Linked DNA regions of Homo sapiens: region 2 is linked to region 1. Evidence: chromatin contacts called from ENCODE Hi-C data. All regions are on one chromosome and are shown on one strand. Each heading gives the region's core, a stretch centred on a gene start or an enhancer-like site at or near the end of the contact. The rest is flanking DNA. Distances are from core to core; before and after follow the strand shown.

Region 1 (4,906 bases), core at 1,393-3,892:
TCGCCTCCTGGGTTCAAACGATTCTCCTGTCTCAGACTCCCAAGTAGCTGGGATTACAGGCACGTGCCACCACGCCTGGCTAATTTTTGTATTTTTAGTAGAGACAATGTTTCACCATGTTGGCCAGGATGGTCTTGATCTCCTGACCTGGTGATCTGCCCGCCTCGGCCTCCCAAAGTGCTGGGATTACAGGCGTGAGCCACCACACCTGGCCTGCATTATTCTTTATGGTGCATTTTCACTGATGAAAATGACTCGCTAACTATGGTCCGTTACACCCTTAGTCTCAGTAGTTCTCCACCATTGGAGTGAAACTCAATTATGAAATTTTCTTGGAGGGTGAAAATCCCCTCCTAGAAAAAAAAAAGACATGTATCTCCTGGATCTCCACACTACGAAATTTCACTGACAGTGTTAGAATACTGAGAGCCGTGAAGCCTCTTCTACAAGCCTTGGTATTTCCATGCTCATGGGGAGGTCAGTAGTACCTGAGACAGCCCATTCCATCCTGGGAGCTCTATATCCTACAAGGTAATTCCTGCAGGTTGAAATCCAGGTTCTGGTGGCTTCCACTTATTCATCCTGTGGATTGAGATGTGGAACAGAAGAAAAAGGAAGGATCAATCCCAAGAGTCAAATAGGATTCTATAGAAACGTGAATGGGAATGATTTTCATGCCTCTAGCAAACTCTCAGAAGGGGGAAATAGTGCAGTGGGAAATCCCAGAATTTGGGGAATTTTTTTTTTTTTTTTTTTAAGACAGAGTCTCACTCTGTTGCCTGGGCTGGAGTGCAGTGGCTCAATCTCGGCTCACTGCAACCTCCACCTCCCAAGTTCAAGCAATTCTCCTGCCTCAGCTTCCTGAGTAGCTGGGACTACAGGCATCCACCACCATGCCCAGCTAATTTTTGTATTTTTAGTAGAGACAGGTTTTCACCATGTTGGCCGGGCTACCTTGACCTCAAGTGATCCACCCATCTCGGCCTCCCAAAGTGCTGGGATTACAGACATGAGCCACTGTGCCTGGCCAGCAGAATTTGGACAGTCTTTTGTTTGAAAATCCTGGTTCTATCATATGCTAACTCTCTGGCTTTCAGGGCTTATTGGTAGCCTTTCTGAGCCTAAGTCTCTTTTGTCTGTAAAATTGAAAAATCTGGCACATCGTAGATGTTCTATCCTCAATGGTTTTAGATGGAAGGGAAAACCTCATGTGAACAAAAGAAAGGACCTCATTCTAGAGGAGATGGAAAAGAGGTGGAGGGGAGGAAATTTCCACGTCTAGTAGCATTCTTCCAAATGAGATGATCAAGTCTTTAATACAGAGAACCTTTGTAAAAAATTTTATAGACATTATTTTTTGGAGTAGTTAGGGGCTCAGAGCAAAACTGAGTAGAAGGTATAGAGTTCCCATATACCCTCTGTCCTATACACGCATAGCCTCCCCTGTCATTAACATCCCCCACCAGAGCGGCACGTCTGCTACAATTGATGAACCTACATTGACACATCCCTGCATTCCAAGTCCAGGGTTCACTTTTGGTGTTGTACATTCTGAGGGTTTGGACCAATGTATAATGATGTGTATTTACCATGATAGTATCATACAGAGTAGCTTCACTGCCCTAAAAATCCTCTGTCCTCCACTTATTCATCCCTCCCTCCTGCTATCCTCTGGCAACCCCTGAGCTGTTTACCCTCTCTGTAGTTTTACCTTTCCCAGAATTGTCATTGAGTTGGGATCATACAGAGTGTAGCCTTTTCAGATTGGCTTCTTTCACTTAGCCATATGCATTTAAGGGCCGTGTCTCTTTATGGCTTGATAACTCATTTCTTTTTAGTTCTAGATAGTAATCTATTGTTCATGGTAAAAGTGGAAAGCAGTTCACTATGTACATGTGTATCAAAATATTATGCTGTACATCTTAAATATATACATTTAAAAAAGAAAACATTTCATTGTCTGGATGTACCACAGTTTATTGATTCACCTACTGAAGGATATAGATATTTTATTGAATTAAATTAGGGCTCCATTTTACAGCCCAGGGATCATAGCATGGAATCAGCAGGTGGCAGCATTCCAGATCACTTGGAACTCAAACAGGTCCTCTGATTAACCTAGGCTCACAATGATGTACTCCAAAGGATAGGTCTTAGGTCTCTAAAGTCCCAAAACCCACTGCATTAAGAGGTTAAAGAAATAAAACTGATTTGCTGTGGAGGCTGCGATTGTCCTGGAAAATCACAATGCAATATCTCCACTGGCTATAATCACTGAGGAATTCCTTCTGCCCCTAAAGGGTTGGCACTCTTGCGTAGGATGGGTGCTCTTGCAAGATCTAATCCTGGAAATGCTCTCCATTCTCCATTCTTTTTTCCACTTACTTCTAAGGACAATACTGGGTTAGGCACCTGGCTTAAAGGAGTCTTTGAAGATCCCAACTGACAAGTGCAAAATATACGACTTGAAAAGAAAATCAGAATGCTTTGCCTTGGTTTGCTGAAGTGTGAAGTACATAGAACTTAAATACTATGTGGGTTTTTTCTAACCTTTTTTTTTTTTTCTGTAACTGAGCCAAAAACCAAAAGGGATTTTTTCTCTCTCTCTTTTTATAAGATACCAGGTGCACCAGAAGCAAGCATGCATTTTCTAAAACCAGTGAACCATGACATCAGAAGATTCTTAAGTCACGCCAGAACCAAACCTGCATTTCATCTAATCTCTGATCTAAATTAGGCCTCAGACATGCAATTGTTTTACCCAGTTGCAATCCAACATGAAGTGTGTTTGTTGGGCCTGTCTATCTCGGCTCAGTTGTGTTGTGGTCCAGTTCTGTCTCACTGGTTCTCTGCATCTGGGTGGCTGGCTGTCTTTGTCCCTCTGTGTTTCTATACTTTGTCTCTCTGCTTTTTGCTTTCAGTCTCTCTGTTATTCCGCCTGTGATCTTTCTCACTCTGCTGCTGCCCTTTTCTGAAGTGCTTTCAACACTAAGTCACGTTTAAGAGCACGTTTAAGATTTCAAGCTTAGGCTTGAAATCACCTCCTGCCTCTTTCTTCAGTCTCATCTGTCAACATGCTTAGAAGGGTATGTGGCTTGTAACAAGCATGTTACAGTCATTCACTATTATGATTCCCCACATTTGTGTAGCACTTTTCCAGGTAGTTTCTGAGATCAGCACGCTGGGTGACACCACAAAATGGAAAGAAAGGCTTTGGGAGAAAGAAGATTTCATGGGCTGATGAAAAGAAATACTTAGGTGACTTCTCTTGGCTGTGTGTGTCTTCTCATATCTTTCACAAGAGGCAGTCTGAGATATCTCAGGCAACTGCAGGGTATGCATGTGGCATATCTTGATTTTCGTAACACTTTGGCTGCTGAATCTCCATTCCAACCATGGCAATCTGTGAAAGCAAGAATATTGAGGAGAAAAGAGTAAAGAAAAGGGGAGACAACATGAGAGAGAACAGGAGTGGAGAAAGAGGATGAGAATTAAAGAGAGGGTAGAAAAGAGTTGATAAGAGTGACAGTAAGAGGAAGAGAAGGCAAGAGATAGAGTGACATTCACTGAAACCATAAAGCAGTGTGTCCTGCTGAATAGAGTAAGTGAGATCAACATGAACCCTTGGAAAAAAGATGCTATAGCCCACATTATTGCTCCTTACATTAAATTGTACTAAATATAAGTCTATTATCTGCTTAACTTAGTCTTGGTATAATTCACTGTGCTGCTGTAGGCCTCAGTTTCCATCTGAGGTCTTGCCTTTGTAAGCAAAACTGTAGCTCTGTACAGCAGAGATTTAGCTCCTTCACAACTGAAAAAAGGCTAAAGAAAGGGAAAACAAGGCACTTGGTGTTACAGAGTTAGAGAGAAGAGATACTGAAGTATTATACTTGGAAGCAGCAAACAAAAATCAGTCCCCAACGAATCTATGCCGTGCCATCTGCAGTCAATATGCATTATTACAGTTACACAGATGGCTGGGTTCGGGGGGAGTTCCAAGCCAGTGGTTCTAGACCTTAGCAGTGCACTGTGATCACCTGAGAGCTTAAAAAACATCTCAGTGTCCAGGTTCCACCCTAGATCAATTAAAGGGTGGAATCCAGGAATCAATATTTTTGGAGGCCCCCAGGTGACTCCATTGTGCAGCTAAGGTTGCAGACCTCTGATCTTGGATAACCCTGGGAGCCAAGCAACAAAGTTTTTGAACTCTGTAACCTGACTGCAGGTAAAGTAGCTCAATAAATGACTGTACCTGTTGGGTAATAACGGTGGCAATTCAGGGACTGTCAGAGGACTATGAAAAGTCCATCTGTTTGGAATGATGCAGATTTAATCAAATGATATTCTTCAAAAGTGACTACCTCATTCTCAGACATTTGGTTTGCCCCGAGTGTCTGATGGTCCCGGTTTGCTGGTATCTGTTTATAGCCATCTGCTGCCAGTGATTGTGGAGGTGAGGAACAACGTGTTGCCAGCTGAGGTGTGCAGCAGGGCAGCTTTCCTACCTGGTTTTTTCCTGGGAGGAAAGGTATCTTCACCCCTGGGAGTAAAGGTACCTCGAACATCCTAAATACACCTGTTATGGATTAGTTGTGTCTTCCTAATATTCTTATGTTGAAGTCTTAACTCCCAGTGCCTTAGAATGTGATTGTTTTGGAAATAGACTCTTTGGAGCTGTGATTAGTTAAGATAAGGCCCTACTGGAGTGTGATGACTTGACAGCTCCCTTCTTTTTAGTTCTAGATAACAATCTATTTTTCATGGTAAAAGTGGAAAGCATTCCATTATGTACATGTATATTAAAACATTATATTGTACACCTTAAATATATACATTTAAAAAAGAAAACATGTTTCATTGTCTGGATGTACCACAGTTTATTGATTCACCTACTGAAGGATGT
Region 2 (4,906 bases), core at 793-3,292, 73 kb after region 1:
ACTTTGGGAGGCCAAGGCGGGTGGATCACCTGAGCTCAGGAGTTCCAGACCAGCCTGATCAACATGATGAAACTCTGTCTCTGCTAAAAATACAAAATTAGCCGGACGTGGTGGCACAAGCCTGTAAACCCAGCTACTCGTGAGGCTGAGGCTGGGGAATCGCCTGACCCCTGGAGGCAGAAGTTGTAGCGAGCCGAGACTGTGCCATTGCACTCCAGCCTGGGCAACAAGAGCAAAACTCCCTCTCAAAAAAAAAAAAGATTTATAGACTTTCTTTTTTTTTTTTTTTAATTTTTTTTTTTTTTTTGAGACCCTCTGTCACCCAGGCTAGAGTGCAGTGGCATGATCTCGGCTCACTGCAAGCTCCGCCTCCCAGGTTCACGCCATTCTCCTGCCTCAGCCTCTCGAGTAGCTGGGACCACAGGCGCCCGCCACCACGCCCAGCTAATTTTTTGTATTTTTAGTAGAGACGGGGTTTCACCGTGTTAGCCAGGATGGTCTCGATCTCCTGACCTCGTGATCCGCCCACCTCGGCCTCCCAAAGTGCTGGGATTACAGGCGTGAGCCACCGTGCCCGGCCTAGACTTACTTTCTTAAGGAAGTATTCACCCAGGAAGTATTCACCCATTCAATAAAGAAGAATTGTTGCATACCTAGTATTTTCCAGTCTTATTAATCTATTCATGTAGCACTTTGGGAGGCTGAGGCAGGAGGATCACTTGAGGACAGGAGTTCAAGACCAGGCTGAGCAACATAGTGAGACCCACATCTCTGCTTAAAGAAAAAAAAATAGCTGGGTATGGTGGCATCCACCTGTAGTCCCAGCTACTCAAGAGCCTGAGGTGGGAGGATTATTCGAGCCCAGGAGTTCAAGATGAGCCTGGGCAACATGGTGAGACCCCTACCTCTACCAAAAAAAAAAATTCTTTAAAAATAAATAAATAGAGTCAAACCACTTATTTAATCTCATTCAGGTTGGAGAAGGAAGAAAAAGTAATTCAGACAAAAGAAACAGCATGTATAAAGGTAAAAAAAGTTCAGGAAACTAACAGATCACTCAATACAGAGGCCTGAAGAAAACAGGTGTGAGAGATGAGGGTGAAGGATTAGGTGAGGCCTAGATTTCAGAGGATATTATGTCTCGTTAATGAGCTTAATTTCATTCTATTGTTCTGGGACCATCTAAGGTACAGGCAAAACTGCAATGTAGGCTGGGTGCTGTGGCTCACACCTGTAATCCCAGCACTTTGGGAGGCAGAGGCAGGCAGATGGCTTTGAGGTCACGAGTTCGAAACCAGCCTGGCCAACATGGTAAAACCCTGTCTGTACTAAAAATATAAAAAAGTTGGGCAGGCACAGTGGCTCACACGTGTAATCGTAGCAGTTTAGGAGGCCGAGGCGGGGGGATCACCTGAAGTCAGAAGTTCGAGACCAGCCTGGCCAACATGGTGAAACCGCGTCTCTACTAAAAACACAAAAATTAGCCAGGCGTGGTGGCGGGCGCCAGTAATCCTAGCTACTCAGGAGGCCGAGGCAGGAGAATCACTTGAACCCGGGAGGCAGAGGTTGCAGGGAGCCGAGATCGCACCATTGCACTCCAGCCTGAGCGACAGAGGGAGACTCCATCTTAAAAAATAAATAAATAAATAAATAAAAAATAAAAATACAAAAAAGTTAGCTGGGTGTGGTGGCACATGCCTGTGGTCCCAGCTACCAGGGAGGCTGAGGTGGGAGGATCACTTGAGCCTGGGGGGGGAAGGTTGCAGTGAGCTGTGATAGTGCCATTGCACTCTGTTTTGTCTGGGTGACAGAGTGAGACCCTGTCTCAAAAAACAAACAAAAAACCCTGCAGTGTAGAAAGTTCACTATAGCTTTCATGTGAAGGATAGATTGGGAAGAAAGAGCATGGCATGACCCGTGAGGAAGCTATTGCAATAGTTCAATCCTGAGGAAAGTGAGGATGGGAACTAAGTAGCAGGTGTGGAGAGAGAGAGGACCATGTGGGCAGGAGAGGCAGCGTGCAGGTGGAATCAGCAGTACTTGGAGAAAGAGTTCTTGAAAGTTGTGGAACACAGAGAGGAGTCTGGAAAGATTCCTGGGACTGTTGTGGCTGGAGGGCTTCACCTACTCTGAAGAGTTGCTCGGGAGCTCTGTTGCCTTCTCAGTTGCAGAAATGAAGGAATTAAACGTCACCTATTGAGAGTGATAATCTTGATCTTGGCTTGGTGCTTCTGGTAGCCAAGGTCTAAAAGAAGGAAAAAATAGCATTTGTAAGTCATGAATAGGTACAAACCAGGAAGCTCTGTTGCCTTAAAGAAAGAGCTTCCTTAGCAGATTCTTTATTTCATCATTTCCAGTTTGGCAGCGCCCTCATGGTTGTGGCTGGGACAGGACTGCTGGCTGCTCAGGAAATATCGAGCAAATGGGCTAATCAGCAGGCAAAGAATTGATTCCCGTGTCACATCCCTTCCCCTTAGGCCACAAGTCTACAAAATTGCCAAGTGGCAGAGGCTTCTGAATCCCTGCCGTTGGCTCCCTGGAATTGCAGAAGCTTGTTAATATTGACTTTCATCTAATTGCTTCACTATTTAGTTGGCAGGATTGTTCTTTAAAAATTTTTTCCTAGTTACGTTATGCCCAAAGGCAATGCTAATTAACAGAAAGATCCAGGTTCTCTCAGACTCAAACTGCATCCTCTTTTCTCCTCATTCCACTACTTGTCTGTCATGAGAATTACACAGAAGTTTCATCTCTTAAGCTTTCCATGCCTCAGTTACCTTATCTTTAAAATGGGCATAATTAGATTAACTCTGTGACTTTCTTTATAGAGTAATTGTGAGGATTGGAGGAAGCTTTCCAGGTAAGTGTGCTACCTAGCACTTAGGGTTTAATTAAGGGTAGCTCTAAAGAATAATCACCTCATCTGCAGGGAGATGTTGCCAAGGCCTCCCTGACCTGTTGGAGGAGTTTGAGAATCACACTTGGTCGATGCCACCATTCTTTCACTGGCCTGTCTTACCATGGGTTTCTCATGGATGGCTGCTAAGCTTTGTGCAAAATCAGTCCAAAACTTACAATCCTGAAGCCCCAAAACTGGTGCTATTTCCTCCAACTCTGGTTCTCCCTATCAGCCTAAGTGCTCAGATGCTTTGAATGTGTATTTTGATTTTGCAACTTGAGTCTGAACTAGAGTTTCTTGTCTAAAGCTAAAGCCCCTTTCTTGGAATTTCATGTCAATTTTGTTTTGGTTCAAGCTGAAATTGCCTCCCTCTTTCCCAAAACCACTGATTTGCTTTCCCTGATTAGAGCAACCGGAAATTTTCCCGTTTACTACCACTACTACCTTTACTACAAATATACAGTAAAGTAAATAAAAATGGTGGCTGAAGTTGAGTGCTTACTAAGTACTGGGCGCTATCCTGAGGAATTCACATAGTTAGTAGCCCTTGGTCCTCATAAAATTCCCGAGATATGTTCTATTTCTATGCCCACCCCCACCCCCCACCTTTTACAGTTCAGAAAAATAAAGACATGAGTAATTCATTAAATCCTACATCTAGATAGACTTCCATAAACCCTCAAACAGATAGACAGCTTTTTCTAATGTTGATATTTAGGGGCCTAGTGGATTAAAGATTTTCTTAGGAAGGATAATGGAGACATTATCCTAAAACATACCTTTTACCAAAGAAAAGGCTACTATTTGCCATTAACCTTGTAGCAGGGCTTCTATACCTCAGTCTTATTAACATTTTGGAAGAAATAATGATCTATTCTGGGGGTAGGGGGCTGGGTAGGTGGAGGAAGGAGCATTGCATTACTCCTGTGATTTGCAGAGCATTTAGCAACATCCTCAGCCTCTACTTGTTAGATGCCAGCAGCCCTCTGCCCAAACTCTGGCAACCAAAAATGCCTCCAGGCATTGCCAGATGTGTTTTGGGGACACAGTCACCCCAGTTGAGGACTGCTGCTTTGAAGCACAGAATAATGCTAGAAATCATCCCTCAAATGAAGTTGAACGTGGGGCAGGTTCATTTTGGCAGAACTGGAGGTCAAAGGAAAAGTCCAATAAGATTTCGTCCACGAGGCTAGGATTTCTAGTAGGTTGTGGGGCATGGATTTGAAAAGATATCACCTTAAGCCAGGTTGACTGGGGAGAAACAATACCCATAAGGGCATGAGAATCACAGGATTTGGCATAAGGAGAAGTTGAACTGCAATATAGAACAAAGATATCAAATGGTACCTGTTGTCTTGCTACCTCAGGAAGGAGAAGGGGAAGGATGCTAGGGAGAAAAGTCAACAAATCTCCACAGAGCCTCAGAAAGCTGAGTCATTTATCTCAAGGTGATACACCTTTGAAGGCAGATCCAGGTTCAAGCCCCAATCTGTCTGACTCCATGGACCTGTCTCTCTCCCCCCTCTACCTCTCCAGAAAGAAAAAGCTGCTGCAACGATTTAGTGTAGAGGCTGGCCAACTATGGCCAATGGGTCAAATGTGGCCCACTGCCTGTTTTGACAAGTAGTTTCATTATAACACAGGCAAATCCATTTAGGTACATATTACTTATGACTGCCTTCCTGCTATAGCCACAGAGTTGGCTAGTAGTAACAGAGACTGCATGGCCTGAAAGGCCCACATGATTTGCAATCTGCCCCTTTACGGAAAAAGTTTGTGTGATGGCTAATTTTTTTGGCATCAGCTTGAGTGGATTGGGGGATGTGCACCATTAACCATTACCCCTAGTGACCCACTAGCAAAATTTGTACTTCCTGTTCCCACAATGTTATGTTCTGCTGGCCTAGAGGTCTTAGTTCCAGAAGGAGAAATGCTTCTACTAGGAAACACTACAATGATCCCATTGAACTGGGAGTTAAGACTGCCACGCGGCCACTTGGGGCTTCT

What was found. A loop is a pair of places that touch in the nucleus more often than their neighbours do. Pooled maps may share reads with other maps.
Region 2: a loop to region 1 is called in a map of posterior vena cava, with 19 times the contacts of the local background. The contact joins two enhancer-like sites. A Hi-C loop is called at or near these places in 5 of 168 maps with a recorded cell type or tissue (IMR-90, OCI-LY7, Panc1 and 2 more), 2 of 37 single-sample maps with no recorded cell type and 5 of 50 pooled maps.

Annotation. Positions count from the first base shown.
Region 1 is chr16:13,387,574-13,392,479 of GRCh38, forward strand. It overlaps a transcript of SHISA9 not described here. Among named protein-coding and RNA genes, the nearest start is that of SHISA9, 490 kb to the left of the region's middle. RefSeq lists enhancers at 2,619-2,678, 3,089-3,138. Within about 2 kb of position 2,643, at least 3 of the 41 ENCODE cell types and tissues checked have a DNase peak (open chromatin) inside an H3K27ac peak, as active enhancers do.
Region 2 is chr16:13,461,333-13,466,238 of GRCh38, forward strand. It overlaps a transcript of SHISA9 not described here. Among named protein-coding and RNA genes, the nearest start is that of ERCC4, 460 kb to the right of the region's middle. Within about 2 kb of position 2,043, at least 2 of the 41 ENCODE cell types and tissues checked have a DNase peak (open chromatin) inside an H3K27ac peak, as active enhancers do.